Linked DNA regions of Homo sapiens: region 2 is linked to region 1. Evidence: read pairs that join two places in POLR2A ChIA-PET (ENCODE). Cell type or tissue: MCF 10A. All regions are shown on one strand. Each heading gives the region's core, and the rest is flanking DNA. Links, peaks and the distances in the headings are about the cores only. Region 1 overlaps SMYD3 (SET and MYND domain containing 3). Region 2 overlaps SMYD3 (SET and MYND domain containing 3).

What was found. ChIA-PET counts read pairs that join two places held together with the same protein. Peaks named below come from ENCODE experiments on the same cell type or tissue, not always from the same donor. Only the 100,000 strongest peaks of a DNase experiment are listed, where the experiment ranks them.
Region 2: POLR2A ChIA-PET joins it to region 1 with 5 read pairs; 7 of 35 experiments call an interaction of 5 or more read pairs at or near these places.

What each region holds. Positions count from the first base shown.
Region 1 is chr1:245,785,812-245,791,192 of GRCh38, forward strand. The region is part of intron 10 of SMYD3 (SET and MYND domain containing 3); the gene reads right to left. Among named protein-coding and RNA genes, the nearest start is that of SMYD3-AS1, 320 kb to the right of the region's middle. In MCF 10A, for the core only: no CTCF peak of the experiment used is centred there; a DNase peak (open chromatin) is centred at 2,630.
Region 2 is chr1:245,886,141-245,891,521 of GRCh38, forward strand. The region is part of intron 8 of SMYD3 (SET and MYND domain containing 3); the gene reads right to left. Among named protein-coding and RNA genes, the nearest start is that of SMYD3-AS1, 220 kb to the right of the region's middle. In MCF 10A, for the core only: a CTCF peak has its summit at 2,837 (motif pointing right); a DNase peak (open chromatin) is centred at 2,871.

The DNA.
Region 1 (5,381 bases), core at 137-5,136:
CCTCATCCTCCCAAGTAGCTAGGACTACAGGTGTATGCCACCATGCCTGGCTAATTTTATTTTTTTTATTTTTTGTAGAGATGGAGTCTCCCTATATTGCCCAGGCTGGTCTCAAATTCCTGGCCTCAAGCAATCCTCCCATCTTGGTCTTCCAAAGTACTGAGATTACAGGTGTGAGCCATGGTGCCCAGCCAGAATTTTCTAAGAGCCTTTTAGGATGCAGCTATACCACGGTTACATTTATTTTAACTTGTAGAAGTTTTGCTTTTTTTTTTTTTTTTTAAAAAGCAATCACTCTTGGAGATACTAGATACTACAACTATTACCTAAAAACTTACCATGATAACTAGTTGAGAACAAAGCTTTGTAAGGATAAGCACTGAGTTGAGTTGGGGTGTGGACGGGGGGGGGATGGTGGCAACAGAATATTAAGAAGAAAAAGAAGCCTACGGAAACCTGGGTATGATATCAAAACAACAAAGATTATACTACCTAATAAATGTAAGTACAGTAAGTATGGCATCTTTATACACCACAAGCCAAATTCACATCCACTACTTCATTGATTAAAACTGTACAGTTTATCATGTTGCTAACGCAATGTAGAACCCAAAGTTCCAAGAGGCGAGGTGATTTGGCCAAGTCTTCACGGCGTGAAAGGGCTGAGATCGGAACTCAGCCTGTGCTTCCTGAACCCAGCTCTCTCCAGCCATCTCATTGCCTCACTGAACCTCACCTAACAGTCATGTACGTTGTTAACTTCTTAACTGAAATATTTCCAATCAATGCAAGAACCCTAACACACTCTGAGACCACTGAGTACAAACAAGCTGGCAGCCCAGCATCACCCGTCCCACAGCGCCCACCAGGAGTTCACACGTGAAGCCTAATTCATCCCTTAAAAAAAAAAAAAAAGTGTTAGAAAAATGTGAAACCAATGAATCTGCCAGCATGGTTGTTTCACATAGAAAATCTGGAATCCAGCATCTAAATAAACGGTAGAATACTGTTGCTACCAGCTGTGATTCCATTTAAGACACCATTTGTGGAAAATATTTATTATGGTCTTCCATTTTCTCAGCACAAAATCAAAGAAAATTGAGAAATATGAAATTACATTGTCTTCAAAAATCCTGTCATAGAGTAACTCAGCTCTCACAGCTATCCTCTGAAGATGTTATTGATGTTCTACCAAGTTGATGGAGTAATATAATTTGCTAGCAGGAAAAAATGCTGGCAAACAGAATTGTGTTCATTAGAGCGGTATCTTTACAACGCCTTCTTCCACTTTCATTACTTTTCAAGATCACACATCATGTCACAGGGCCGAACCACAGCCTTGCTATGCCCTGGATATTTCAGTATTTTTTTACAGTTGGAAGCAGATTCTTAACGCTTGTGCAAATTACAGCTATTTTTGCTAAAATGGGCTCATTTATGCTGCTGGGGAAAAGAAGCCTCTCTGTCTCCCTCTCTCTGAAGGTCTATGAGGCAGCTCTTTACATGTAGCTCCCATTACTTCAGGCTCGTAAGTTCCCGCGGGGGCAGTCTCTTCCATAACCAATCATCAGACCTAGCGCTGGACCAGTTCACATCCACACTGTGAAGTAAGCATCGTTTGTCTTTACTCCCTTTCCATCCCTCTTAGTTCTGACAAGTTTTCTCTTTCACTTGGGCTGAAGGACTCACCAACGGCCTTCTTAGTGTGGCCTCACAAATGCTGCCTTCTCCAGAGCAGCTTTCTCCAGAAGTTCCCTCTTTACCCAGTCAAAACTTCCAAGCCTCCTTTAGAAAAGTCTGATCCCATCAGGGTGTTAAAAAAAAAAAAAGGCAACCTTATTAGATGAAATTACAGGTGTTAATGATTAATAATTTCATAGATGAGTTTAGATTTTGAGGGAGAAATTCTTATCAACTCAAAACAATTTTTAATAGGTAAAATTTGAAACAACACAACTACGTGCTGCATTTTCATCCGTGGGAAGGAAAAGGATTTTTGGGCACAAGCGACTCCCAGATTCCTCAAAAGCAAACCACGGAGAGTTGAGCTTCATGTGTGTGGTAGAGGTTCAAGCACGGTATAGGGAGTCGACTTTCGAACTGGGCATTGTACTGGTCACATGCTCAACCTTGCTGCTGAAGTGTCCTTTAAATCACTTAGTCCTGGGAAGCAAATGCAAGATGCATGGATGGGACCTGACCAGATTAGCACAGGGAACAGGGCAAGGAGAATGGTGAGCAGATTAACACAGGGAACAGCGCAAGGAGAATGGAGTCTAGATTAGCACAGGGAACAGGGCAAGGAGAATGGAGTCCAGATTAACACAGGGAACAGGGCAAGGGGAATGGTGACCAGACTAGCACAGGGAACAGGGCAAGGAGAATGGTGACCAGATTAACACAGGGAACAGGGCAAGGAGAATGGAGTCCAGATTAGCACAGGGAACAGGGCAAGAAGAATGGTGACCAGATTAGCACAGGGAACAGGGCGAGGAGAATGGTGTCCAGGGCACCTATGAAGCATTGCTTCTACTTTCTGAGCTGCTGGAATAGACTACAAGCTTTGTGGTCTGCATTCCTCTACTTCTACTAAGCGTTCACATGACTCGGGAGGCCAGATGTTATTCCTGGCTCATGCCTACTAGGTTAAAGGAGTGGGGGATGCTTTACTTCCAATTATTGAAATGAATCACAGACTGTTTAGAGCCAGAAGGAAGCAGAGATCACCTGCTTCAACCCTGTCACCTTAAAGATGATGAAATAGCCTAGAAAAGTTGCCCTAGGCCCACTCAGGCCATGCAGCAAGCTCTAAGCCCCTCAGCTCTATCAAGTTGGGTACACAAAAGGTGCTTAATAAGTGTTGGCTAGCCTAGTGGCTGGATTCCTGAGGTCTGCTTCCTAGTTCCATGCTCCTTTCATTATAACTCCCTCCCATGCCCACCATCCCCACTCCCACATTCTTCGTTCCAGTCTCTGGTGGAAAACAATCACAGACCATGCCAGAGTCCAGAATAAGACCCCAAAGTGAGTTAGGGGACGGTCCACTTACTCAGTTACTTATGACTCTAATTATGTGCCAAGTGGTGCCAGTGTGCCACTGCTAATTATTACTACACAGGCTTCAGAAACTGGGCCAATTCTTTCTTCCTTCCAGGAGGAGGTTTGGACTAGGGGACCGAGAAGGTGGCTCTCAGGAAAGCATTCCGAAAGTTTCTCTATCACGGAGTATCCTTTGAAGGTGAAGTCAAGAACTCCTCTTGGAACACGGCACCAGGAGCTTTTGGAGTCCCGGATGCTTGCGGATGACTCCCCTTAATGAAATGTAGGTATGACAAGGTGTACGTGGCACTAGGTTCAGACCATGATAATGTGCCATTTCGGGGACCTGAATTCCTATTATGATGTAAGTCCTTTCAGAGAGACTTTCATAGGCAGCTCCCTAATGAGGCAAAGGTCTCCGTAGCTCCTCACGTATAAATGGAAAGTTGTTGCACAGAGGAACAGGGCCCTTTCTAACCAAGCTAGCAGGGACAGGAATGGCACTAGAACCCAGTATATTTCTGCACAGACTCAGGATTTTTAATAGTCTGCAATACGGCAAGCTGTAAGCAAGGAAATATTCCAATAAAAAAATAAAATACAGACTAAGAAGAAAGCCACAGTCAATATTTGATTATAGAATTCAATGAATGATTGGGGTAATATAAACAGGGGATGACCCCCAAATTCTTGATGTTGGCCTGAAAGTATTGTTTTTATTTATATTTAAGTACAATTGTGTGGTCTGTATTCTGGAAATTTCCTTGAAACTAAATATTGGTGCCAAATGAAGTCCACAGAGAATTTTATAAGCTCTATATTTTACCTATTTCCACCATTTTCCAATTCTCCTCAACACGAATAGCTGACTTCTTTCACTGCTCCCAAAACATTGTTGGGACAAAGATGGTCTATGGGTTAATGGATTTCCCTGCTCAGGCTTTGTACTTTCTAGCTGGCAATTATAGCTCCTTACATACTATTGATTAAAGAAAAATTCCATCTCTGGTGTTGCATCCACCTTTGGAAAAGTGAAACTAGAATTCATTGACCAGTTTGTTCATTTATTTGTTCATTCATTCATTCATGCATTCACATTACAGATTCCACATTTACTGAGCACCCATTATGGGCCAGACACTACAGGGATAAGCTGGGAAATAAGGGAGACCACGGTTCCTGTCCTCATGGATCTTACATCACTGTGGAAGGGCCAGATACTGGAAAGTATTAACAAGTCTGGTGAGTACTGGGCAGGCTTCAAAAGGGACCTACAGTAGTCAGAGCTGCTCTAGAGAGTCAGGAAAAACTTAGAAGAGACACTTTCATTGGGGGCTGGTAGATGAGTAAAAATTAGGCTGATGAAAAAACAGTAGGTGGAAAACCCCCAGGGGCACAAAACAGCAACACTGAGAATTCAACGAACTGATGGAAAGTCAAGAGTGTCCCAACTATAGAAGGAGAGCTGCAGTGAGGAATGAATGAATGAATGACCCTACTTGCTAGATTAGTGGAATCAACCCCAGTGATGAATGGGGCAACACGGGCAGAGCCCACTCTTATCTACCCACTGGGGCACTAGGTCCAAGTGAGGGGAGAACCCCCAGAGTCAGGGTCGGCAAAGCTTTTCGAGGGCAGCATCTGCACCTTGAGGGCAATTGTACTTTCTATACTTGGCTCCAAACCAGGCACACAGTCAGCACCTAAAAAATGTGGATGCTTTTAGAAAAGACAGAGTCACAAGCACATAATTAGAGAAAGCCTCTTTTGGTCAGAGGGAGAGCCTCATTTCTGAAGCAGGAATTTCTGCCACAGATAAGCCACAATGGGGGATGAGTGTACTCTGTGATTCTTTGGCTAACTGAACCATTTGCATGGACACTGCTAATTTTGGGAAAGATGACTGAACAGCTTTATGGGTCAAATTTGAGACTGAGTTGTAGAGCCAGATTTGAATCCAAGACTGGATGACTCTGTTCCATCTAATCATCAGGCTCATTCATTTCCAGATAAAATGATTTTTTTTCTGCTTACTCTGCTTTCCTGAGCAAACTGTACTTTTCAGTTGCAAAATATTACATTTACCTCAAAGCCCAGGGAAAATAAAGGTAGGTGATACAAATGACCCTTTTTTGTGACTGTGGATGTGAATTTGGTCTCTGTCCTAAGAAATGATGTGCAGGAACTGGGGAGAAAGGAGGAGGCCATGGTGAAGCTCACCACCCAGGCTGCATGTCTTCAATAAGCTACACCATGAAAAAGCTACATCCCTACCAGACAAGCAATTCCTCCCCTGGTATCCAAGGTCTCAGTGATTTCATCAAGCTGGCCACTTTCTTCTT
Region 2 (5,381 bases), core at 83-5,082, 100 kb after region 1:
GAGTAAATTTATTACATAAAGGAGTTTAATGACAAATGTGGAGACAACTGTTTTATGGGCCTTTAGCTACAGCTTTCCAATTTTAATGTTATAGACAGGAAAACATTATCAACGCTTTCATAATTCCAGGATTCTAATTTACATATCAAAACAAGAGAAAGAGAAAGCCCACATCTCTCCTTACTTATTAGAGTTCTCGGGGTCTGAAAACGGCTTGTCAACAAAGGTTGAAAGAAGAGGAAGCAGAAGATATGCTGATGGCTGCAACTGAAGCAATACAATATCCTAATTACTGGGAAGTACAGCTAGTTTAGAGACCATCACACCCTCACCTCAGCAATTAATACCCAGTACAATTGGTAAATGTTCTAATCTTTAATAGAAGCACCCAGAAACAGCCTGTAAGCAGATGAGTATTTGAAACAAACCGTTTGCCATATCCCCGGGTATTAATCGAACCCAAAAGCATCTCATTCTTTGTGGGGGAGGAAGAAAGCTGCCATCATAGATATGCATAAGCAGCTCTCTACAAGCTCTTCTTCTGGGTGTAATGATGTGAAAACCATGCTAATTTCCTTGCCCGATATTTGAATTTTTTATTCTTCATGCAATCATTTCTGACTTCTTGGTTCTACACACACTCACGTTTTTCTGGCTATTGCGGGTCGAAAGGCCAACCTCACTGTTCTAACAATGACTTCCCATCCCTCCATGATGAAAATGCAAACCCTCTGCCCAGCATAGGCCATCCCTCACCACCCACTGCTGGCCTTACCAGCCTTTATCCTCCAGCAATACTAAACCATTAGCTGTTCCCTGATGCGCCATATTCTCTCAAGCCTCTGGGACATTTCACAGGGTGTGTCCCTGTCAGAAGCATGTGAACCAGAGCAACTCCATCTTGAATAGGGGCCTGGTAAAATGAGGCTAAGACCTACTGGGTGGCATTCCCAGATGGTTAAGGCATTCTAAGTCACAGGATGAGATAGGAAGTTACCACAAGTAACAGGTCATAAAGACCTTGCTGATAAAACAGGTTGCAGTAAAGGAGCTGGCCAAATCCTACCAAAACCGAGATGGCCATGAGAGTGACCTCTAGTCATCCTCACTGCTATACTCCCACCAGCACCATGACAGTTTACAAATGCCATGGCAACGTCAGGAAGTTACCCTATATGGTCTAAAAAGGGGAGGCATGAATAATCCACCCCTCGTTTAGCATATCATCAAGAAATAACCATAAAAATGGGTAACCCGCAGCCCTTGGGGCTGCTGTGTGTGGAGGAGTCATTCTTTATTCCTCCACCTTCTTAATAAACTTGCTTTCACTTTTTGGACTCGCCCTGAATTCTTTCTTGTGTGAGATCCAAGAACCTTCTCTTGGGGTCTGGATTGGGACCCCTTTTCCAGTAACATCCCCAGACTGAATCTCTTTGAAACCATCTCAATGAAAATTCCTATACAACCTGTACATCTCAGGTCAATGTCTCCTGTGAAGTCTTTCTAGACTGACCAGGGATTTTTTTTCTCTTTCATTGCCACTATACTTCAAACAGGCTTCCAGTAAAATCACTGCCACACCAAATTAAACTGTGTCTGGGTATCTATCTCCACATTAGAATGGAAGCCACCTACAGGAAGGGGACATCTTTCAATCTCAGGATTCCCATGGTTGGCCTATGATATATGTCTCACATCATGAAATACTTGAGGAAGAAAGAAAGGGACAAAAGGAGAGAAACAGGGAGGGAGGGAGAGATTCAAGCAGGTTTGCTGAAAGACTGGAGATGAAAATGGTAATTATGGGTGAGTAATAAGCAAAAAAAAGGAGACTTAAGTCTATTTAAGCCCTAAGCAATATAAGACGCCTTATTTCCAGAGAGTTAATGTTCAAGCTATAAACAGAAAAGACTTATTCCTAATTCTAGTCCTTGTTGGGGTGAGTCAGGGCTCCCTGGACTCTCCACAGCAGCTAATGCTTCAGTCTCTTCTTACATGATAGACCTGTCATGGAGTCTCACCCAAGTGGGTTGTAAAAGCACTGGCCAATGTCAGTCTAGGGTCTTAAATGGACACTTAAATATACTAAATTATTCAGTAGTAAAGCCAACCCAAAATATCTATTTTTCCTGTTTATATTTCTAGAATTCTACCATCTAAAGGGCTTGAGAAATTGGACAAAGATAGTATGTTAAGTATTTGAAAATGAATACATAAATGGAAGTGATCTCTCAAGAAAAATAATGTAAATAAATAAATAGGCCTAAAAGTTCCCTCTTGATGTTATTTTACCTTTATTTACCTTTTAACCTTGCTTCCACAACCAAGGGCAGTACCCACAGTGCTTTATCAAAAGAGCACTGCCCCAGAATTATGATACTTGTATTTTCTGGGCCGGATTGTCCAGCGTCACTCTATTTGTGAGTGACACAAGTCATTTCTCCTCTCTGCAAAATGCTGATATTGACCTAGATGCCTAATGTTTCTTCTAGCTATTCAAATTTAACTGACTTTCTGACAAACCACTTAGCTTGTGTGATATTCGATGGATCTAAGTACAAAGTATGCTCTCTCACGTCTACCTTTTAAGCTCTGAAGGTATGCAATCAATAACATGCAGAAAGAGCCCAATCTGAGTGTCATTTCAGCAGGTTTTAAAGACAGAGTGAAGAAATGCATGTGTTCTACATCAACCATGTCTACCTGAAGCCCAACAGCAACTTCTCAGAGCAGGGAAAGAGAAAGTGGAACCACATTTGGTCACCTACCATCCCTAATACACGGAGCTGCATTACATACTCCCTGTAGCTTACCAATGCCACCAATTCCCCAGCTTCATTCTTCCAAGGATGCAATGTCACTAGAGGGCGCAGTTAATGACTATATAAATAGTGAGCCCCAAGATAGTTATTGTGAAATTTAACCTCTTTCCATATCCCAACAGTGAGCTGTTAGTGGAACTTTGTGTGGCAGAGACCTATAGAACTCCAAAGTTAGGTAAGGTCAAACATGTCATGTTTTAAAGGCTTTGAGCATGTACTATGGACCAAAAGCATAAGCCTTCAAGTTCACTGTTGAGCCCGATTAACAGATAAGGGGAAAATGTACTTTTTGAGAAAAATAAATAGGTTATTTTTGCATGGCACCATGTTCTCTTAATTTCTATAGAGAGTGAGATAACAGAAGTGACTAGAATACCTTTTTCTCCTTCTAGGACATCCTTCCCATTGACACTGGAGGGGCCAACTACATGTTTTAATCAGAGCCCACAGCTGCCCACACCCACTGCAGAGTGAGCTACTCTCCACCAACCCTGCAGCCCTGAAGTTTCTGTGACCACTGAAGAGGTCTGTTTTCAGACTTAGGGTCAAAGTGTGGGTGACCTCCAACACCTACTGTAATGAAGGAATAAATGTCAATAGAAGCCTTGTCTGGTCTCTGTCCCAAGGCATTTTATTATTTGTTTCATTGTGAGATTCCAAATGTGGTCTTACTCAGAAAAGAACAATAATTCTTACATGGCAAATTCTGAAAGAGGCATCAATGCAATCCCTCTCAAAATACCAATGACATTCTTCACAGAAACAGAAAAACTAATCCCCAAATTTATATGGAACCACAAAAGGTCCAGAATAGCCAAAGCCATTCTGAGCAAAAAGAACAAAACTGAAGGAATCACATTACCTGACTTCAAATTATACTACAGAGCTATAGTAACCAAAACAGCATGGTACTGGCATAAAAACAGACACACAGACCAATGGAAAGAAATAGAGAATCCAGAATTAAATCCATACATCTGCAGTGAACTCATTTTTGACAAAGGTGCCAAGAACATACACTGGGGGAAGGATAGTCTTCAATAAATGGTGCCGGGAAAACTGGATGTGCAGAAGAATGAAACTAGATTTCTATCTCTCACTATATAAAACAATTAACCAAGATGGATTAACGACTTAAATTTAAGACCCTCAAACTACGAAACTACTAAAAGAAAACACTGGGGAAACTCTCCAGGACATTGGTGTGGGCAAAGATTTCTTGAGTAACATCCCAAAAGCACAGGCAACCAAAACAAAAATGGACAAATGGGATCACATCAAGTTAAAAGCTTCTACACAGCAAAGAAAACAATGAACAAAGTAAAGAGACAACCCACAGAATGGGTGAAAATATCTGCAAACTACCCATCTGACAAGGAATCAATAACTAGGATATATATAAGGACTTCAAACAACTGAATAAGGAAAAAAATCTAACAATCTAACAATCTGGGCAAAAGATCTAAATAAACATTTCTCAAAAGACGACATACAAATGGTGAACAGGTATAAGAACATCCCGCATCATCAAAGAAATGCAAATCAAAACTACAATGAGATATCATCTCACCACAGTTAAAATGGCTTTGATCCAAAAGATAGGGAGTAACATATGCTGACAAAGATGTGGAAAAAAAGGGAACCCTCGCACACTATTGTTGGGAATGTAAATTAGTACATCTACTATGGAAAACTGTATGAAGGGTCCTCGAAAAACTAAAATAGAACTACCATTGATCCAGCAATCTCACTGGTAGGTATATACGCAAATGAAAGGAAATCAGTATATCGAAGAGGTATCTGCACGCCCATGTTTATTGCACTACTATTCACAATAGCTAAGCTTTGGAAGCAACCTGAGTGTCTGTTGATAGATGAATAAAGAAAACATGGTACATATACACAATGGAGTACTAGTCAGCCATAAACAAGAATGAGATCCTATCACTTGCAACAGCAAGGATGGAATGGGAGGACATTGTGTTCAATTAAACTAGCCAGACACAGAAAGACCAACTTCACATGTTCTCACTAATTTGTAGGAGCTAAAAATTAAAAGAATTTAACTCATGGAGATAGAGAGTAGAATGATGGTTACCAGAGCCTGGGAAGGTAGTGGGCAAGGGAGGGAACGGGGGATGGTTAATGGGTACAAAAATATAATCAGATAGAATGAATAACATCTACTATTTGATACAACAGGGTGACCAGAGTCTACAATAATTTACTGTACATTTAAAAATTACTGAAGAAATATAATTGGAATATTTGTACCACAAAAGAAATGATAAATGCTTGAGGCAATGGATACCCCATTTATCCTAACATGATTATTACACATTGTATGACAGTATCAAAATATTTATCTCATGTACCCATAAATATACACGCCTACTCTGTAGCCATAAACATTCAAAATTTAAAAATACAAAAATAAATAATGTTTACAAAAGAGGATTGGTCTCTTGGGAAATAAACTGCAGAGACAGCCCAGGATGACATCCACTTTGTCCAGGAATCTGGGGGGAGGGGAGCAATGACCTGGATGTGACTCTGTGC